Linked DNA regions of Homo sapiens: region 2 is linked to region 1. A link is an interaction called in ENCODE POLR2A ChIA-PET data of the cell type or tissue named here. Cell type or tissue: endothelial cell of umbilical vein. All regions are shown on one strand. Each heading gives the region's core, and the rest is flanking DNA. Links, peaks and the distances in the headings are about the cores only. Region 1 overlaps BZW1 (basic leucine zipper and W2 domains 1). Region 2 has its middle 26 kb from the start of LINC01792.

Region 1 (2,920 bases), core at 125-2,624:
AAAAAGAACATGATGAAAAGGAACTTCAGCTTGTAATTAGATGTTTGCTTTTGAAGGGGGTATTGGAAAATAGGAATTTTTCCCCCCCTCTAAAATACTAATATTGTTTGACATTTACTTGGACTACTTGGTATAGTATTGTTTATTTTACTTAGCTACTTAGATTTTCTGCTTTTTTTTTTTTCTCTTGAGACAGTCTCACTCTGTCACCCAGGCTGGAGTGCAGTGATGTGATCTCAGCTCACTGCAGCCTCCATCTCCTGGGTTCAAGCAGTTCTGCCTCCTCGGCCTCCCAAGTAGTGCCTGGCTAATTTTTGTATTTTTAGTAGAGACGAGCTTTTACCATATTGGCCAGGCTGGTCTCGAACTCCTGACCTCAAGTGATCCACCCGCCTCGGCCTCCCAAAGTGCTGGGATTACAGACGTGAGCCACTGTGCCCAGCCTATTTTTTAAATTTCTGGTAAATAAGTTATAGTTTGCAGTGATTATAAAAGATGAGTTAAGTTCTATATTGTCTGTATTGTAGGAGTTTTGTAATGGATGGTTATTTGTAATGAATGACTAAATCTTTTCTCTGTTCCTTTAAAAGCAATACAGCCCTCTACTTGCTGCCTTTACTACTCAAGGTCAGTCTGAGCTGACTCTGTTACTGAAGATTCAGGAGTATTGCTATGACAACATTCATTTCATGAAAGCCTTCCAGAAAATAGTGGTGCTTTTTTATAAAGGTAATTTAGATTTTGAATTTTGTAAATAACACTTAATAAAAACCCTTATAAACACAAAATTATCCAAATGATGAGTTATCTGGACATCAGCTCCCTGAAATATTTTACTTCTAGTTATGAGTCACCTCTGATTAAATTGGGTGCTTTTTAGTGCACTGATACTTGTTTAAAACATCTAAACCCTATTCACAAGTTGAAGTATGAAATCTAAAGCCATCATTATGCGTCCTCAAACTTGCCTCCTATACTCTTAACCAGGTATACATTCCCAAAGTTCAGCTAGGTGTGGTGGCTCATACTTGTGACCCCAACACTTTGGGAGCCTGAGGCTGGAGGATCGCTTGAGCCCAAGAGTTCAAGACCGGCCTGGACTGCATAAGGAGACCTCATCTCTACAAAAAAAATAAAAAATTAGGCAGGGAATGGTGGCGCAAGCCTGTAGTCCCAGCAACTCAGAAGGCTGAGGTAGGAGGATCACTTGAGCCTAGGAGGTCAAGGCTGCAGTGAACCATGATTGTGCCACTGCACTCCAGCAGCCTAGGCAACAAGTGAGACCCTGTTTCAAAAAAAAAAAATCCCCAAGTCCCTTTTCCAGACAGTCTGTAGTCTTAGCTATGTAGTCATAGCTCTGGAGTCTTCAGCCTGTGTGAATCCTGCTTCTGTTCATCTTACTCCCCCACCCAGTGTTGACTTTCCGTAGTCCTTCAAGACCAGTTCAGAGTGCTTCTATAGCAACCCCAATTTCAGTTATATTGTTCCCTTTTCTCCTGATCCCAATTTTAGAAACCTGGTCTAAAGTGGCTAGTAAAGACAAGACCTCTGTTGGGAGAAAATCCATTGCAGTTGGTCATAACACTTTGAAATTCTGCACTAATCAGACCAGTCTTGATCCCGTTGAGTGTAGTTGGTATGCGCACATGTATTATTATCTTCCATTTCTCATGGATGTTTTTAGCTTTTCAGCAGTTTGTTTGCTAAGCAGGCATTTGCACATTAGGTGGTGGTTCTAACGCTGAGTAGAGTATATTAAAACTCCCTTAATGCAATGAGTTTTCTTTCCAGCTGAAGTCCTGAGCGAGGAGCCCATTTTGAAGTGGTATAAAGATGCACATGTTGCAAAGGGGAAGAGTGTTTTCCTTGAGCAAATGAAAAAGTTTGTAGAATGGCTCAAAAATGCTGAAGAAGGTAAGGATTTTCCTTTGTGTGGTTTGTTTGGTAAAGCTAATTTTAATGTGGCCATAATATATCTTCACACATGCTTCCTTCTTTCTGATGCCATTTTGTACCTGGAGTAGAGATTTTTGTTATAAGGCAGGTGGCGAAAGCTAGAGTTTAATTATTATAGTATATTTATGGCTCAGCCATAATAGTAAATGTTCTTCATGAAATGGAAAATTTTGAGAATATTTAATGTTTATAAATTTGTGGATTTCTTTTCTTTTTTTTTTTAATTAAAAATATAGAGACAGAGTCTCACTATGTTGCCGATGCTGGTCTTGAACTCCTGGGCTCAAACAACCTTCCTGCCTCAGCCTCACAAAGTACAGGGATTGCAGATGTGATTGCACCCAGCCAAATGTTGGGATTTCCAAGTGAATGCTTTTGAATATCTGCCTCATGTAAATAGGTTATTAATAAAATTCGTTAACAGCTTCAAAGTTACATGGAGGCTGGGTGTGGTGGCTCACGCCTGTAATCCTAGCACTTTGGGAGGCTGAGGCGATCAGGTCATTTGAGGCCAGGAGTATGAGGCCAGCCTGGACAACATGGGAAACCCAGTCTCTACTAAAAATAAAAAATTAGCCAGTTTTGGTGGTGGGCGCCTGTAGTTCCAGCTACTTGGGAAACTGAAGTGGGAGGATCACTTGAACCCGGGAGGCAGAGGTTGCAGTGAGCCAAGAGGGTGCTGCTGCATTCCGGCCTGTGGGACAGAGGGAGACTCTGTCTTAAAGAAGCTTCAAAGTTATAAATGGGAACTTTTGCCTTCTGATACATAATGTTTGACTGTTTTTTTCCCCTTTTCTAGAATCTGAATCTGAAGCTGAAGAAGGTGACTGAATTTTGAAACTACACCCTCAGTAAAGCAAACAGGAGTTGTAGATAAAATGTCATGTCTCATGTGTCCTGGTTCTTACATCTTCCTACCTCCCTGTATCAAGCATGATATAAGGGCTTTCATGGCAAATTTTAT
Region 2 (2,920 bases), core at 234-2,733, 59 kb before region 1:
TCCATTGGCATTAATAATTTTTATAATTAGAGAGGGAGATCCTCTCTAATAGTTGGCCGATTCAACTGTTTATTTGCTTTCAAATGCACAGATATTAATAGTCACAGCTATTATTGTCTTCTAGGACCGAGAGCAATGTAGAGACACACTGCTAAGATTGGAGCAGTTGCTGTTGTGGTGATGGCTGTGCTCTTATCAAAGTTATGAGATTCTTTTAGTACTAATACTTGTTAAGAAGATTCTAGACTGTTAATATTTTGGTAATTATAGTAATATAAAGTATAAAAGAGGGAAATAGATTTTTTGAAAAATCCAAGTTTTATTTTATATTTTGGCTGGGTGTGGTGGCTCACACCTGTAATCCCAGCACTTTCGGAAGCTGAGGCGGGTGGATCCCCTAAGGTCAGGAGTTCGAGACCAGCCTGGCCAACATAGTGAAACCCCATCTCTATTAAAAATACAAAAAAATAACTGGGCGTGGTGGCATGCACCTGTAGTCTCAGATACTTGGGAGGCTGAGGAAGGAGAATGGCTTGAACCCAAGAGGCAGAGGTTGCAGTGAGCCAAGATTGTACCACTGCACTATAGCCTGGGCGAGAGAGCAAGACTCTGTCTCAAAAAAAAAGTCCAAGTTTTATTTTATTTTTTAAGAAACAATTTCAATTCCAATATAATATATATAAACAATTTCACTTCATATATACATATATATATATATATACACACATATATATATATATACACACACACATATATAATCCTTCAGACACAGCTAACAAAGTTTTGCTTGGTTATTCAGAACTATTTGTAAATTAGGATAACATGTGTTTATGTTTAAATAGTTTCTTCCAAATTTTTGAAAAGTTTATATGAAATAGTTTAAGGATTCTGCTACCTTATTTATAGTACTATTTTGCTTAGCAGTCCTTTCTTCATGAAAGTCAAAGGTAAACTTCAGTCAAAGTCTAATGTTAACCCTATAGTTATATATATAGTCGTGTGGATCCTTCAGTTGTATTTATCCCTGCTTTCAGAAAGGCAAAGGGACCTGGATCAATCCTCGTTTGGTAGAACTACAGTAGGGAGTGGGGATTTTTCTTTTCTTTTTAATGTGGACTGTATAGACAAAATGGTCTGGATGGGTGGAGGGGAGTGGCAACACTGAAAGAATGCAAGCTGCCTTAAGCTCTTCCCAAACAGTAACAACAGCACGAGCTCAGGTTTGTTAGGTCAGGTAAGCATATACAAACATCTTCACCACCTAGTGAAATGAGAGCAGTCCCCATGCATCCATTCAGGGACCTCAGCTTCAGAGGCTTTCCCATAACAGGATACACTGTGATTCATTCCAACACATTCTGGAATTCCAGAGACTTTTTCACCAGGGAGGAAACCACACACTAAATTAGAAAGAAAGTCAGTAAAAAAATGAAGGGGAATCTTCCAAGAATAAGGATGAAGAGGGTGGCAATTATAGTCCAGGAGACAAGCAAAGTCTTTAGAATCCCATGCTGACTGTGAAGCCAGAAAATCACATGTTGGAAGGAAAGAGCTCAGCAAAATTCAGCTCAGAAGAAGTCTCCATCAGTCAAGCAAGGCATGGTACACCATAAAGCAAACAGGGAGCTGAGTCTGGCCTCTGTCCTGCCCTGTGGGGGAACTGGGCTATGTCTCACAATTGGCATGCAAATTTTGAACATCTCAGTAAATAACTATCATTTGGTGACAGGTAGGATTCATGAACAACGGGCGGATCAAAGCTCTAGACATTGAGTGCTACATTAACGGAGGATGCACGCTGGATGACTCTGAGCTGGTACGTACACCAGAAAGCAGCAACGTGCTTGACCATGAGTAGAATGCCAAATTTCTAGATGACTCTTTATGAAGTTTATTTCCTAATGTAGTTAAATTCTACAAGCCGTTTGACTCTGTACTTGACTTTCAGAGAAAAGAAAAAAAAAGTGATGATAAATGTGAATATCCCTTTTTAGGTAACAGAATTTCTAATACTAAAGCTGGAAAATGCATATAAAATTCGCAACCTGTTCAGGTTCCAGGGCCGTGCATGCATGACAAATTTACCATCCAATACGGCCTTTCGTGGATTTGGCTTCCCACAAGGAGCCCTAGTAACAGAATCTTGCATCACAGCTGTGGCAGCCAAATGTGGCCTTCCACCAGAAAAGGTAAGGTTGCAACAAAGGCCATAACCAAAGTTGCTGATGAACCAGACTGGGAAACCCAGCTTCTTTGACCCAAGGAAACACACTAGAAGAACCACATGAATTAGCCCTGGCTCAGAATTCAAAGTGAATTAAAAGCTACCTAAAAAAACTCACCTCACCCTATCTTCCTCCTTCCTTACTTACGCAAACATCTCTTTTTTTTCATTTGTACCAAAATAATTACTCTACTTAAAATTCAAACCACACCGAAGTAATCAAAAAAAGGGAATGCCCCTTTTTCCACCCCCATCCCTCTTGGTCAAGGGTAATCATTGTTAACAATTCCATGTTTATTGTTCTACCCCTTTTTCTATCTTTGGCCACCCATTTGTATTCATACACACATACCTAAACATTGACATATAACATATATGTGCACACGTATGGTTATTTACCAGAATGGGACCATAGCATACATATTACTCTGCCCCTTCCTTCTCCTACAGGACAGTATGCCATGGCCATCTTTCTATGTCAGTAGAATGGTCTGCTTCATTCTTTTTCATGACTGAATAGTACTATGTAATGTGCACGTACCATAACTTATTTAACCACTCCACTATTAATATACATTCTGGCTGTTACCATTTTTGGCCATTAAAATGATGTTACAATAAACATCTTGGTACATATGTACCCAGGTATATGTTTGCCTTATTTATCTTTAGGATAAATTTACAGAAGTGGAATTA

Evidence for each region. Peaks named below come from ENCODE experiments on the same cell type or tissue, not always from the same donor. Only the 100,000 strongest peaks of a DNase experiment are listed, where the experiment ranks them.
Region 2: POLR2A ChIA-PET joins it to region 1 with 5 read pairs; 14 of 35 experiments call an interaction of 5 or more read pairs at or near these places.

Annotation. Positions count from the first base shown.
Region 1 is chr2:200,819,392-200,822,311 of GRCh38, forward strand. It overlaps BZW1 (basic leucine zipper and W2 domains 1), which reads left to right. Exons shown (of 12, transcript NM_001207067.2): 10 at 591-729; 11 at 1,792-1,914; 12 at 2,756-2,920. The coding sequence ends at 2,787. Among named protein-coding and RNA genes, the nearest start is that of BZW1-AS1, 8.7 kb to the left of the region's middle. In endothelial cell of umbilical vein, for the core only: no CTCF peak of the experiment used is centred there; no DNase peak of the experiment used is centred there.
Region 2 is chr2:200,760,166-200,763,085 of GRCh38, forward strand. It overlaps the pseudogene AOX3P-AOX2P and the pseudogene AOX2P. Among named protein-coding and RNA genes, the nearest start is that of LINC01792, 26 kb to the left of the region's middle. In endothelial cell of umbilical vein, for the core only: no CTCF peak of the experiment used is centred there; a DNase peak (open chromatin) is centred at 1,346; H3K27ac peaks cover 835 bases.